Linked DNA regions of Homo sapiens: regions 2 and 3 are each linked to region 1. A link is a contact called in ENCODE Hi-C or POLR2A ChIA-PET data. All regions are on one chromosome and are shown on one strand. The core of a region is the stretch at or near the end of the contact, and the rest is flanking DNA. Distances in the headings are between cores, read along the strand shown. Region 1 overlaps SH3RF3 (SH3 domain containing ring finger 3). Region 2 has its middle 100 kb from the start of SEPTIN10. Region 3 overlaps SH3RF3 (SH3 domain containing ring finger 3).

Region 1 (4,670 bases), core at 1,574-4,073:
GGGCGAGCTCTGTCTCAGTCCAGGCTTTCCCACCCAGGGTTCCTCTGGGGCTCTTTCATCTCATTATGTCTGGCTATTGTGACATTTAGAGTATTCAGGTGAATGCCGGTTGCTGCCTTGGTGTGGAAGGGACGTCGTCGCTTTTCCACCCTAGAATGACCTTTGATCTTACCTGTCAGGACGTGATCTAGGCATCAAAGCCACCAGTTCCCAGAACGTCACCTGCGACCAGCATAGGTCTGTGTCTCTGGGTTGTTTTGGAGAATATGGAGCCTTTTGAGATGCATTAGCAGAAGTCTTTTTGGTCTGACTGTGTGAGATTATATGTGCATGCATCAGGGGCTTTTTTCACCCAAATTGCAAAGATTCCCAGTATTTAGAGATTAGATGTGGTTAGAAAAGTGCATTTCCAGTATGCAATTGTAAAGCAGGAAAAACCTAAAGCTTTCAAAAAGAGAGGGCAAGGCAGGCTGGAGGAGGTGTTCAGAGCTGGTTTTGCTGAACTTTTGGGCCTGGGGAAGGTTCCACCAGTGTCCTGGCTCTTGGGCTTCATCTCTCGCAGCAGATCTGCACAGCTCCAACTGGGCTATCAGTGCTGTGGGCCTCGGTCCAGGAGGCTGGGTGGATGCTGGGAAGGGGATGGAGGGAGGACATGTTGCCAGGTGATGGTGGCTGGCTCTACATGCCCCTGCTCCTGGAGAAGCCCTGGTGCCATGTTTCTCCCTGGCTCTGGCTTCCTGTCTATCACAGGAGGAACACAGGTGTGATGTCAGTGTGATCTTCACTACACACAGCCTTTAACAAGGTAGCCCATGACATGGAGAGAACTTATCACTCCTCTTAGAGATTTCCTCTGCTTTTCTGTTTTAAATAGACTTTCTGTTTTAGAGCAGTTTTAGGTTCACAGCAAGATTGAGCAGAAGGTACAGAGAATTCCCATAGACCTCCTGCCCCGCCCCCATGTGCAGCCTTTCCATCAGCATCAGCCACCAGAGTGGTGTCACATTAGGGTTTACTCTTGGTGTTGGACATTCCACGGGTTTGGACAAATCTATAATGCGATGTATCCACCATTAGAGTTTCACACTCAGTACTTTCCCTGCCCTTAAAAATCCATGTGCTCTATCTGGTTATCCCTCCCTGGCCTCACCCTCTGGCTGCCGTGGGTCTTTGTACTGTCGCTGTAGTTCTGCGTTCTCCAGAACATCATACAGTTGGAAGTATACAGTGCGTAGCCTTTTCAGACTGGCTTCTCTCTCTTAGTAATTCATGTTTGAGGTTCCTCCATGTCTTTTCATGGCTTCATAGTTGATTTCTTTTTATCACTGAATAACACTCCATTGTCTGGGTGGACCCCAGTTTGTTTATCCACTCACCTCCTGAGGCTATCTTGGTGGCTTCCGCATTCTGGCAGTTATGAATAAAGCTGCTCTAAACTTTCATGAGTGGGTTTCTCATGAAATGTTTTCATGAGATGTAAGTTTCATGAAATGTTTTGTGGATGTAAGTTTTCATGGTGTTGGGGTTTTCGGGACCCCAGCTTACCTCCCACCCGGATGGAATCTCCTAGTGTAGCATTTCCTGCTTGTGCACAGATAGCGTCAAGTCTTGCCCATGGTGACAGGGCGACAGCAATGCCTGTCCCTGAGGGGGCGTCTGTGGGCAGGTGGGCAGGTGCCGCCCCAGCCCCAGGGGGTGGAGGAGAGTCCAGAGGTCTGGGGCTCTTTTTCCCTGTTAGCGCTCAGAAGGGACACTGTCTACTCCATGCTGGGGAGGCCCAGCCCCCCACCCTGCTCTTCCCCTGGGTCTGGGAGGCATAGCTCTGGCAGCAGCCCCGTTCACAGCAGGGACTTGGTTCTAGGTCTCGTTCTGCCGGGCCTGCCTCATCTCTTTCCCTGCTCCTTCTGAGGTACAGAACAGTCAAAGTCCACCTTGGTTTCTGTGACTTGCTGGGCCTGGAAAAAGAGAACTGGCTGAGTTTAAATGACTTCAGGTACATAAATATTAGTTGCTGCAGTTTCTCCACCACGGAATCACAGTGAGGTCAGTGTGGAGTGCGAGGGTGCCTCCCTGTGAACAGGCTTCTGCTCGTGAGTGCCTTTGTAGTGTCCTGGTGCTAACTGGGGATGTATCCTAGGACTTTAAGAACTAGCGCATCCGTCTTGGGTCAGGTTTCTCAGGAAGGCACATAACTGGAGTCCCAGCCAAGAGGAAAGATGTATGTGGCCAGCAGCAGCTCGCTGGCTGCACCGCTGAGGGGACTCGCACAACTCTGCCGCTTGTCCTGATGGATTCTGTGGCAAAGGCCAAGGATGGCCTGCATCTGAACGGAAGGCCAGGCATTAAAAAGCAAAGGGCAGGGAGGATCATCGTGATCCTTTCTCTCCTCTGTTTTTCTAAGCCATGAGCACGCTGAATTTCAGTACGCAAAAAAAAAAAGCCCCCTTTAAGCAGAAAAACCATTCTAGGGACATTGAGAGACTAGAAATCCTTGCCTAATTTCAGATTAAGCAAAACATAAGCATTTGGCAAATGCCGAGATTGTAAAGTTGTGCAAGCAGAAGAATCACTTTGAAATTTGAGCGCAGCCCCAGATGTTCGGGAGCATTTCCATGCGACTGCTCCTCCTAGCGTGACTGGCTGGTGCCTCCCGGCCCCCAGCCCGGTCCCCAGTGCTTGTCCTCTGCCCACTCGCTGCACAGACCTGGGGTGAGGAAGAAATGCCGCCGAGCGCCAGAAGATTAGGAGGGAATTGTGTGAGGCCTCCTCTCAAAGCCAGGGTGGCTCTCGGCATACGCGTTTATCTGAGTGACTGAATCATAGCACAATCATTTTGGCGACCGTGGGATAAACGCTGTGAGAGAACTGTGGTTTGTCCTTGCGGGTGTGTTGGTTCAAAGTCATGTGAGTAGAGCCAGCTCCTGAGGGGATCGTCTCATGCTCACACTGGGGGCAGCATTTGTCTCTTGTCAGCTGTGAGATCAGAGTCCTAGGGAAGCCAGAATGGTCTCTCAGATCATGCCCTGGCCAGAATCCGGGGCTGCCCTGGCCAGCCGCCAGATACTGACCCTTCTGGTCTCATCCAATCTAAAGACAAAGCATGAAAGCCCAGCCCTGACGAGCTCTGGCCTGAGGCCACCCATCCACTCAGAGGCAGACATTGGCTTGGAGAAGAAAGAGGGATGAACTTCTGGAACCAAAGCCAGCTGGAATTCCTTGCCTCTGGTAGGTGAGCCAAGTGAATTCAATATGTAATGAAACTGTACTTCATAACTTCCCTGAGAACATTTGTATTTCAAGTGTCTGTCCCAGAACAGATCAAAGCCCTCTGCTAACTGGGATTACAGATGGGAAAGGAGTGGCTCTCCATCGATCCTGGTGTTTGTATCCTGCCTGGAACAGCTCACTTTAGGGACAGCAGCTGCTTGTAGGTGTCTGCAGAAGAGGCACTCCCATCTCTGCCTAGATGGGGGCATGGCTTAGTAACTCTCCAGTACCCTGTTCTTGGCTGTCGCCCTGTATATGCCAGATAGTGACAGTGGCATCGTTTTGCAGGACCAAGTGTTAAGCTTGCTGCATTTTTTGGAGTTGAGAAAGAGTTGGTTCCTGGCATCGTGATATGAACTCTACATTTATTTCCCCTCTTCCTAAGCCAGTGCAGGTTAGTTGACTGCAAAGAGACAATGTCCTGAGCTGTGTCTGCCTGTGGGCTCAGTGGGGTCCCGGGGATCACCCAGGCATCCTTTTCAGCCTGCTGGGCTGAAAGCTTGGATTTACAAGTGATTCGTTTTCTTACTCTTGCACTTCTGCTGGGGTAGTGACGGTGGTCAAGAGAAACACATGTTAGTACAGATGTGTATTCTGAGTGAGAGGGGGCTCACAGGGCTGAAAACAAGCCCAGTGGGGCTCGTTCCAGAACAGAAAGCCCCACACTCCCCCATCTTCTCTTATCATCCCTGTTGTTTTTAAACATTCCCCTTATCATCTCCTCCTCTCTTTTTAAAGTGTGCGATCTTGAAGAGTGCCGTGCCGGAGCCAAATGGTGTGGGCAGGTGCAGCCTGCCTGCCCCCAGCCTGTCCAGGCCGTGTGTGGCTGTTTCCCTTCACTGCCCAGTCCAATCTGGAGCTTTTTCCAGCCAAACAAAGGCACCTCTGTCCCCTTAGAGGAAAGAGAGCCAGTAGGAGTATCAGCCCATTTGCCCTGCATTTGGGACCTAGAAATCCCCCGGTGGTTACATCTGGGGTCCCTCCTTGCAGGGGCAAGGTGAACGAGCTGCTGTGAGAAGTAAGAGAAGTCAGAGTGGGTGATGGAGAGTGGGGGGTGCTATTCTGGAGGTTCCCAGCTGGAGCTGTTTCCATTCTAGGTCTTCACGGAGCTACTTCCTCGAAGCTGGGGGTGGCCTCTTATGGTCCCTTCCTTAGGCCTGGAACCAAGTCCTACTAGTGCTCCTGTAAAGCCTGTAGAAGCAACACAACTCTTCTCTCACCCCAGTTCTCATGGCCGTCACAGCCCTCGGCTTGCCTCTGCTCGGCTCATTGACTCTAATTCCATTTTTGAGGGCTGCTTTCCGGGCAGAGGAGGGCGGTGGGAATGAGAGCAGAGGTTTCCTTCCTGTTCTCTGCACAGCAGCCAGTGGCCACCTGGACTAGAGAGGGAGGTACAGGCCCTC
Region 2 (4,670 bases), core at 1,612-4,111, 190 kb after region 1:
CCCCAGGGCCGCTCCTCCAGGACATTGCCCTGGAACCCCATGGCACTGTGCAAAAGCACGCGTCTTCCGAGGGCCACCATACCATATTTAGGAAAATGAGATATAAAAACTGGATCTAAAAGAAGTCCCAGAGGAAACGTCAACAGACGTGGACATCATTACAAATGTGAAGAAAGAACTCTTTATTTGGAAAAAGTAACGTTCTGTAATGTTCCAAAAAAAAAAAATGGAAGCAGATGAAAGCCTGGAGACAGCCAGGAAGTGTCACATGGGACACCCACTCACCACACCCCTCGATGGCCTGGCTTCACCCACTCACTTATCAGATCAGTGAGCAGTCACAGATGAATGTAAGTGCTCAGACAGGGCACCCCAGATAAGGCATGAAAGGAGAGACACAGCTGCCCACCCCAGCCAGAGTTCACATCTGGAGAGGAAGGCAAGCCGTGTGGGTAGTCATGGACTCGGCAGTCTGTGCCTGAGGAGCAAAGGCGCTACAAGCCCGGGACGGGGGGATGCAGTCCACTCCATGATGGGTCCCAGAGCGCTTCCTCTGGACGTTCTTGGCAAGAATACACAACACCAGCACATGAGTCAAGGAGCTCACAACCAGCTTACCCATTCCTGCCGGGAGAAATGGAAGGAAGTGCCCATCCGTCAGGGTCACACAGGACTTGCCTGGGTCTGGGCATCTTCTCTCCACCCCTTCCCACTCTACTCATTCATTCAACAGCTACTTCTGCTCTGGGCCCAGCACCAGGGTCACGGAGATGAATCCAGGCAAGAGGACCCACCTCATGTATTCAGGCCTTCCTGGAGGTCTGCCTGGTGGGGCCCAGCCGCCTGTCAGATTATGCGGTGTTTGGTGCTATGGAAAGAAGTGTGCAAACCCACGTGCCTGTATCAGTCACTTAGGCTGCCATATCAAAATACCATGCACTGCGTGGCTGAAACAACAGAAATATATTCTCTCAAAGTGCTGGAGGCTGGAAGTCCAAGGTTGAAGTTGCAGCAGGGTTGGTTTCCTCTGAGACCTCTCTCCTCGGCTTGCACACCGCCGTCTCCTCACTCTGTCAAGCAGCTGTGGCGGGTCGTCTTGCCCGGATTCATCTCTGTGCGTCTGTATCCAGTGTTCCTCTTCTTTTTAAAATGAATTTGTGTAAATTTATGGGGTGCAATTTTGTTACATGCCATAGTGGTCAAGTCAGGAGTTTTAGTGTATCCATCACCCGAATAACATACATGACATGTCCCCTTTAAGCAATTTCTCATCCTCCACCCCCTGCACCCTCACCCTTCTCACAAGGACACCAGTCAGGCCAGATTAGGCCCACCAATGGACTCATTTTAATTTAATCTCCAAGCAGAGACACACGCTGAGGCACTGGGGGCTAGGACTTCAACATATGAATTTTCGGGGAACATAATTCAGCCCATGTGCCTGTGCTCATGGAGACCAGGTCATAATGAAGTCAAAAGTTAAATTAATCAAAATAACTAGGCGATAGCTACCGGGCAAATACTATAGGGCAAAGTACTAAGGGATCGCAGGAAACTCTTATCTAGTTGGAGAGGTGAGGGGCATGGAGGGCCACTTAGAGGGTGTCCGGGTCTTATCTGGACCTCCACACTGTAGTCTTGTTTAGAAATTCACAAGGCAGGAAGAGGGGAAAGAATGTTCGGTTGGCGGGAACGGTGTGTGTGCACACCCCAACCCGAGGCTGGGGAGAGCTTGGCAGGATCAAGAAACTGAGGGAGCCCAGAGCAGGTGTGGAGGAGAGGGCTGAGGTGAGAATGGCCAGGGGTAGGTCTCTGAGCCTTCCAGGCCAGAAGCAGGAGGCAGTGTTTCCTGGGCTCTCAAGGGGTGTTTAGATGCAAACTGTGTCGGGAGCTCCCTCTGTTGGTGGCACAGGGAATGGCTCGTATGAATGTGGGAAGCTGGCACAGCAGATGCTGGGCAAAGGGCAAGGCGTCTCTGCCAAGGGGGCGGTGAGGGCATGTGGGGGAGCAGACAGCCCCGAGGGTCCTTTGACAAGTCAGTCCGATGTGGAGGCCGAGGGGAAGCCTTCCACATGTCCTAGAGGGAAACCCCGAGGTAGCTCTTCTCACATTTGTGCAGTGACTACCAGACTGAAGGAACCCCGGTTCCATCCTCACCCTCTGCAGCCCAGAGGGCTGATGGGGTCCAGGGCTTCATTTCTGTTCCTAGCCGGGACCAGGGGCTCTGAGCACCCACAGCCCCTTCCCAACAAAACAGCCACTTGTGTGTGCCATGGGGTGACCCCTCCTCCCTGCCCAGCCTGGGCTGGGGAAGGGCCCCGTCTGACCAGGAGCTGGCCTCCTCCAGCTAAAGCCAGGGTGAGCAGAGTGGGGCCCATGCTGGGTGACTGCAACAAAAGCAAGAGAGGCTTTCCTGCAGGGGAAGCGGCAGAGAGCAAAGGTGGGACGGGTGGCCGGAGCTATGGGGAGTGGGCCCTTCCAGGAGCCCCTGGCCTCCTCGTGGGTGCTGAAGATGGCAAGTGCGTGTTAAGCATGTACTAAGCCCACCCTCTGCGCCCGCCCCATGCTTAGCACTCTACATCCATTGCCTCGTTTTTGTCCTCACATCAGGCTTATGAAGTAGGAATTATGACCATGCAATTTCACAGATGGGGAAACTGAGGCAGAGAGCAGTTAACCAACTCGCCTCAGGAAGGGGCAAAGAGGTGCGGCACCTAGGATTCAAGCACTGGCAGTCTGGCTCCAAAGGCCGCACTCCTAACTCCTCAGCCTGTTCTTGGCCTCGGGAGGCCTGGCTGATGTCAGGGCCATTGACACTTGTCCCTGTCTGACTTGCTGTGACAGTGCTCCCTGAAGCCTGACTCGGGACTGGAGAATGAGGTCCCACAGCCACAACAAGTTCTCAGCTGTCCTCTGTGGCCTCTGATGACAGCACCAGGTGGCCCAGTATACCACATGCCCCCATCTGGTGACAACATACTCTTTGATCAAAAAGAACAAAAAGTTCTCCCGCAATCCAGTGTGCCTCTGGTCAGGCCTACAGGCTGGCAATTGGTGGCCTTAGGGGTGGTGTCCTTGCAGTCAGGCTGGGAGAACCTGCCCACCTGAAGGTGCCTGGACCACATGGCAATCAGCTAAGGCCAACCACTGTTGTGGCAAGGCTCAGATCACCTGCAGAAGGTGGGAGCCTGCAGGGAGGAATAGGGAGGGGCACAAGCCCTGGGGTCAGGGGCAGGTTCTAGCCCTGCTTCTGCCTCCAGCTGGCTTTGTGACCCAACGTGAGACCAGGGCCAGGGCTGGCCATCTACTGTAAGTCTTTTCTATGGAATTGCTCCACAAGTCCTTGTCCACACCCTCCCTGCATTTTCATGGCTGCTGCCCCATGCCCCCAAATAAGGAATGGGGGGTGGACAGAGAGAGAGGTGAGGTCCTGCATCCTGGGAGAGCACACCCAGGAGGCCGAGGTGGGGGTGGCCCATGTGTGCCTCCTGGCACCCAGTGTGGTGCTGCCCACAGCAGGTGCCGATGCACACGTACTGCAGAATTGCCCTAGATGGTGTTGCTGCCCAGAGGACTCTGGGACTCCCAAGTGGGAGTTGAGCTGAGTGCCAGACCCATCTCCAGGGCACACAGGAGTCCCATCATGTGTGATAATAAGCTTTCTCTACAACTCTAGTGGGGGCTGTGATATCTGTCTCAACATCCAAACACTTTTAGGGGGCTTGTCCGCCCTCCTCGGCCTGCTGGAAACTCTCTTCCTGGCTCTGGCCTGGGACCCTGGCCCTCCTCCTGCTGGGCCCTGGCCCCACTGTCCTTTGCTGCATGCATGCCTTGGTGACTGACGTGTGGGCCCCATGTGTCCCGGCCCTCCCTGCCCTGCATCCCTGCTGCTCCCAGGGTGCCCTCAGTGTGTCCTTCCTCCTTCTTCTGATGCCCAGCAAACCACCTGATGTGCTGCAGCTGATTTCACCTCTCACTGTGGCCTCCGCCACCCTCCTGCCCCCTCCTGAGTCAAGCTCCAGGTATGCCCAGGGATGGTCCCAGGCTGCCTGGGGGTCCACTCTGTACCGCGCTGGGCACCCAGGGATTTTAACATCACAAGTCCCCTCGCTACCCTCCCTGGTCTACTGCATCTGCCTCCTGGTCTCCTGGTCTTCACTGTGTGTCTCTCTATCTACACTCCAGGTTTTTCTGGGACATTCTTGACTAGACCCGGCTTGCTGGGCCTCGTGGGAGGCAAGTCAGCCACAGAGGCTGAGCAAGAAAGAGAAGCCGGGCAGGCTGGGCACCCTGGAGAGCCCTCAGGTAGCATCTTTGACTTTCCCCCTCCCAGGTGCTCCTGTCTCTCCCAGAGCCTCCACCCTGGGTGCCCCAAGACCTAAGACCCCTCACATGACTCTGACCCTGACCCCTCCTCACCCCCTCCTGGGCCAGCAAGGGAGCAGCCGCCTGCTATTCACCTCCAGTTCTTCAGGTCCACCATGACTTTGGCCATTGCCATGGCAACCATCTTGCACGTGGGTGGCCTGGCAGCCTCTTTCTGTCCTGGGTGGCTTCTCAGTCACCTAAGGGAGGGAAACCTGCAAGAGCCCACACAATACTTTCCCCTGCACAGAGCTGAAGGTGCAAGGCCCGAAGGAGCCAGCGGACGGATGTGCTGCCCTTCCTGG
Region 3 (4,670 bases), core at 713-3,212, 150 kb before region 1:
TGCTGCTGGGCTCGCGGGTATGGTCAGCGCTGTGGCTTCGCCCGCGGCGGGCCAGGGAAGTGCATTAGAACACGGAGCACAGGGAGCTATTTCCTTCTCGCCGCCCCTGGTCTGTGCAGAGCTGCCTCTGAGACATTTCCTGTGCGGGAATGAATCCAGGGCTCCAGGGCTGTTTAGTCTGGGCCTTTGGGAGTTCGGTGCAGCTAATGCCTTCCAGAGGCCCAGCCCCTGCGCCTGGCGCTGCCCTCCTGGTGCCCACGCTGGCTGGCTCCCTGCCGTGCATCCCGGCCACGCTCACTTGCAGCGGGGAGTGGCTGCCTGCCCCAAGCTGGCCTGTCATCCAGGAATGAAGATGTTCTATTTGTGTTTTATATGGATTCACTTTGAAACTCCCATTCTGTGTTCCCATAAAGGGCATGCATGTGCCGAGCCCAGCCTTGACTCCCTCCTTTCGCTGTGGTGAGCTTGTTTATTTTCAGCGTGATTCTCAGCTGAGTCGCCCGTTTCCCAATAAAAGGCAGGGCCCAGCACTGTGGGCTCCATGAGGGCCTGTTTGGTTGCTTGGTTTGGAGCACGAGGGAAAACTTGATATGCACGTCATTTCCCAGTTCCAGGCAATGACCTGGGGCAGAGCGGGTGGGGAGCAGGTCTCCCGGAGCCATCTGGAATATGCCGATGAGTGAGCTGTGCATTAGCTCTCAGACCAGGGTCCTCTGGCAGCCAGGCCTCTGAGCACAGCGTCTGAAGTATCAGCCGCCACAGGGATCTGTGGGCAACAGCTGCGTGTGGCCTGTGCTGTTTCTCTCCTGACAAGGACCTTGCAAACAGCGTGGAAATGCGCGAGCCAGCGGTCAAACCCCTCTTCACCATGCACGGAGCTCAGCCGTCCTCTCCCTGCTCCTGGAGGTCTTCCTTTTTCTGTGACTGTAACCTAAAAACATTAAAATACGTTTATTGAGATAGCAAACTTTTATCCTCTTGGTGTTTGCAGTGAAAATAGTCCTTAATGGTGTAATTTTCCTTTCTTACCTCCCTCCGCTTGTCCCGTCCTAGCTCTTGTTATTCCAAACAGTGTGGATTATTGGGCTGCACCTGGCCACCCAGGCTGGTGTTTTGAATCAGCAGCATCACCTCTCCGGAGCCCATAGCAGGAAGCAATTGTTTGGGATCTGATACTGCTGGGCTCTCATTTTCCTTGTCTTAGAAATGGGGACACATGTCTGCCCATGTTGAGCTCTGGCAGGGATGCTGGACTTTTTGTCCTAGCTAAGAAACCAAACTGCATGTGGGTTACGGAAGTGGTCTAAGTTTCCCAGTGCCAGCACGAAGCCTCGACTGGTGAGTATTGTAGAAGAGCACTGCCTTAGCTGAGTCCAGTATTTCTCTTCCAAAATAAACGTGCATGTTCAAAGCAATTGCTTGTCTGTGGGTATAACTGTTGTGTGACTGGTAGCTGTGGGAACACACTGAGTGTCATGTATGACCTTGCGCTTGTCTTCACGCAGATGTCAGTAAGACTTCCAAAGTCTGTGTTGGTCATCCCTGGGTGGTGGGATTTAAGGGAAAATTTTACTTTCTTCTTCATGTTTTCTGATCTATTTAAGTTTCAATAAATGAACATCTTTTTTTAACTCAAATTTTAAAAATTTGTAACTTCTAGGGCTTTGGAATCTTTTTTTCTTCATGGAAATCGAACACAGACTGAGTCATGGTTCTTAGAATTCTGTAATTATCAAGTTGAAAAGAACCTTAAGAATTGTCTGGCTCAGAACCTGGGATTGAGATGAGAGGCTCCTGAGCCTGCACTTGCGTTTTCTCCTCAGACTCTCCTTCCTGTGCTCTGCCCGTTATCAACCGAGCCGTCCCTGCCTGGGTTGTCTATCGTGTGACTGTTTCAGATAAAGGCGGGTTATCTTGGTTTGGAAGAATTCGGATAAATGACATAGTTCTTCATTGCCTCTCCAGTTGACTCTGCCTTACCCACAGGCAGATTTAAGGCTGGGGTTGGCACACTGCCTGCAGGCTATGTATTGTCTGTGGCTGCCTAACAACAGAGCTCTAACAGCAGAGCTGGTGGCTGCGGGGAAGGCCACACAGACCCCGCAGCCTGCAGTGGTTACCGTCTGGCCCTTTCATGGACCCCTGCTGAGACTCATTAGACAGTGGGATGTGAGCAGGAGACCCACGGCAAAGACAGTGAATGTAAGATGGGAAATCCGCTGTCTGGAGGGGCAGTGTCTAGGGGGACCAGGGACTGTGGTAGCCTGCCTGTGGTGTGTGCTGTGAGCTCAGTGTCGGCCCCTGACCAAAGGCATGCGATGGGGCTGGAACACTGCCGTCGTCCTTGGAATTGGATGTTCAGACTCAGCTCTTTTGCTGTTGCTTCATCTGGAATGTTCTCATTAGGAATGTGAAATCCGGTGTGGGCCAATTCTTATGCCCTTTAAAGCAGATGTCGGGTTCAGGCTGTGGGCACTGAGTCCTGAGACTGGCATTGGTGGCGGAAAGCACTGGGCTCAGTCCTTGATTCAGAGAACACACAGCAGTGCGGTTTGGTGGCTGCTCCCACAGTGTCCCCATAGCCTTCCTTGCCTGTGCAGTGGCCCCAGTGGCTTCAGGACAGCAGGGCTGTGCCATAGGGCAGAGCCTCCCAACCAGAGGCTCCAGGATGTTGTGGAGTTCATGAAGGTAGCCATGGATGTCCCTGGCCATTTTACTGTTTCGAAGAGTAAGGTGGACATCACAGTTTTATCTATGACTGGGAAACACAGGCAGAGAGAAGGACTAAGTTGCTTTGTTTTGGCAAGAGGGGAGAGGAACAGACATGTGGGGATGCTTCCTGTGTACCAGACTGGGTGCTGGGTTTTTGACTTCCTTTCATTTTTTTTCTATACCATACCTCATGCAGTTGGCAGCCAATACTCCACAGCTGGGGCGTGGGTGGGACCAGAGTGGTGCCCTGATCAGAGTAGGCACCAGGCCACACTCACTTGGCTGCTGCCAGGCCCAGCCAGGGCAACGGGCAGTCCTGGAATCAAAGCCTGTGGTCTTTCTACAACAACCCATGGTGTCTGGAATTCCCTCCATTGTGGCTATGGTGTTCGTATCTAGGTGGCTGAAGCCTTGCTATGTTTGATAAGGAACAGGAAGATAAATGGTTAATAAATGTAATATATTTGGAAGATGATATTTTCAGGATAGGGCACATGCACTGAGGTGGGAGATTTTAACCCAGCGTCTTTGGAGGAAAAGTTGGAAATGATGCCTTGTGTGGCTCACTCGCTGGAGCCCTGCTGGCAGACCCATGAGGGCAGGGGCTTAGCGTGCAAGCTTCAGGGATAGGATAGCAGGAGCACAGGCAGTTTCTTTCTGCCCCTCTGTCAACATATTTCAGATTCTCTTTTAGGCTTGTCTAGCACTGATGTCATCTAATGGGGAGAGTCCTTGCATTTGCCTTAAATAGGGTATATTTAAAGAGTGATTTATACCTTTTTCCAAAACAATATATTGCCCAACTGTCTTTTGGCTTCCTTGAGTAGCCTTTATTTGAGTCGCACAGCAAAATCCCATATTTAAATGATTTTGAGATGCTGCTAAGAAGTGCATTCATGCCTACTAGTAGTCCTGGTCATTATCAGTCCCACTAAACCGGGACCTAGTCCTGGTCCAGACTAGAAATTGGAGTCCATCATTTCAGAGTCAGTGGTGACGTCAGTTTGGTGCCATGGCCTGTGGTGCTTCCTGTTTTCCTTGCCTGGCACTTGTACTTCATCCTTTCCCCTATTGGCACGCTAATCTTTGCATGGTTTTATCTTGATGAGATGTCTGAGGGGTTTGTATTTCATCCTGCAGCACAGAAACAAAGGTTAGCTCATTGAAAAGCAAACGCTGGTGAATTCAGGCACACTTGGAAATAAATGCAAACTTTTTGGCAGTCGTCTGTGTAACCAGGAAGCTTCACGAGTTGGCAGGTGGTTTCACATCTGTTTGTTCCTTTACTCAACAAGTATTAACTGAGAGCAAACAAGGATGAGCTCATGGCTCCCCTGAATGAGACCAGCACTGTGGCTGCTCAGGTGCAGGAGCTGCAAATCTGAAATCTTAGGTTATTGCTTTGGCTGAAAAGTGCAATCTCAGTGGAAACCTTATTTTTAAGGATCTCCAGAATCAGTAATAGGACACATTTTGGGTTACCTCAACTAAGGGACTTTTCTAGGTAGAGTGTACATAAAAATGAAGTAAGTAACTTTGAACAGTGTAATTGTAATCTATTGGCTTCAAAGAGAGTCTAGAGTAAGGAGTAATTCATCTTTTAACAGCTGTAAGCTGCCATGCCAGTAATAGTTTTTTAAACATGTCTTTTAGTTTTGCATCTTAATTATTTATTGGGTATGCACTAATTAATTTTTTTCCAGGGAGTTCTTTGAATATTTTATAGTAATACTTTATTTTTCTGGATCACTTGTGCTGAAGCAGATCAGAGAGCAAGCAGAAAAGATCCACGTGGTCTAATTGATATTCTGCATGTTATATCCTTGAGACTCTGTCTTCACTGGGGGCCTAGCTCCTTTGGGTTTTGGTCAGCACACTGGAAAGCCTCATTCTGTCCACCTGCATTTCCTGGGTGTCTGCCCTTTACTTGGCCCAGTGCTAAATCTTGAAAATTCAAA

Evidence for each region. A loop is a pair of places that touch in the nucleus more often than their neighbours do. ChIA-PET counts read pairs that join two places held with the same protein, here RNA polymerase II (POLR2A). Pooled maps may share reads with other maps.
Region 2: a map of gastrocnemius medialis shows a loop between it and region 1 (3-fold over the local background). The contact joins two enhancer-like sites. A Hi-C loop is called at or near these places in 8 of 168 maps with a recorded cell type or tissue (CD4-positive, alpha-beta memory T cell, Calu3, IMR-90 and 5 more), 1 of 37 single-sample maps with no recorded cell type and 18 of 50 pooled maps.
Region 3: a loop to region 1 is called in a map of prostate gland, with 4 times the contacts of the local background. The contact joins two enhancer-like sites. A Hi-C loop is called at or near these places in 7 of 168 maps with a recorded cell type or tissue (IMR-90, ascending aorta, chondrocyte and 4 more) and 17 of 50 pooled maps. POLR2A ChIA-PET finds 5 or more read pairs at or near these places in 6 of 52 experiments (AG04450, BJ, IMR-90 and 3 more).

What each region holds. Positions count from the first base shown.
Region 1 is chr2:109,315,673-109,320,342 of GRCh38, forward strand. All of the region lies in intron 1 of SH3RF3 (SH3 domain containing ring finger 3), which reads left to right. It also overlaps a transcript of RANBP2 not described here. Among named protein-coding and RNA genes, the nearest start is that of MIR4266, 4.4 kb to the left of the region's middle. RefSeq lists enhancers at 1,197-2,186, 2,187-3,175. Within about 2 kb of position 2,824, at least 23 of the 41 ENCODE cell types and tissues checked have a DNase peak (open chromatin) inside an H3K27ac peak, as active enhancers do; they include IMR-90, ascending aorta, gastrocnemius medialis and 4 more, where a contact is called at or near this core.
Region 2 is chr2:109,508,414-109,513,083 of GRCh38, forward strand. It overlaps a transcript of RANBP2 not described here. Among named protein-coding and RNA genes, the nearest start is that of SEPTIN10, 100 kb to the right of the region's middle. Within about 2 kb of position 2,862, at least 2 of the 41 ENCODE cell types and tissues checked have a DNase peak (open chromatin) inside an H3K27ac peak, as active enhancers do; they include gastrocnemius medialis, where a contact is called at or near this core.
Region 3 is chr2:109,171,494-109,176,163 of GRCh38, forward strand. The region is part of intron 1 of SH3RF3 (SH3 domain containing ring finger 3); the gene reads left to right. It also overlaps a transcript of RANBP2 not described here. Among named protein-coding and RNA genes, the nearest start is that of MIR4265, 32 kb to the left of the region's middle. Within about 2 kb of position 1,963, at least 22 of the 41 ENCODE cell types and tissues checked have a DNase peak (open chromatin) inside an H3K27ac peak, as active enhancers do; they include IMR-90, ascending aorta, heart right ventricle and 3 more, where a contact is called at or near this core.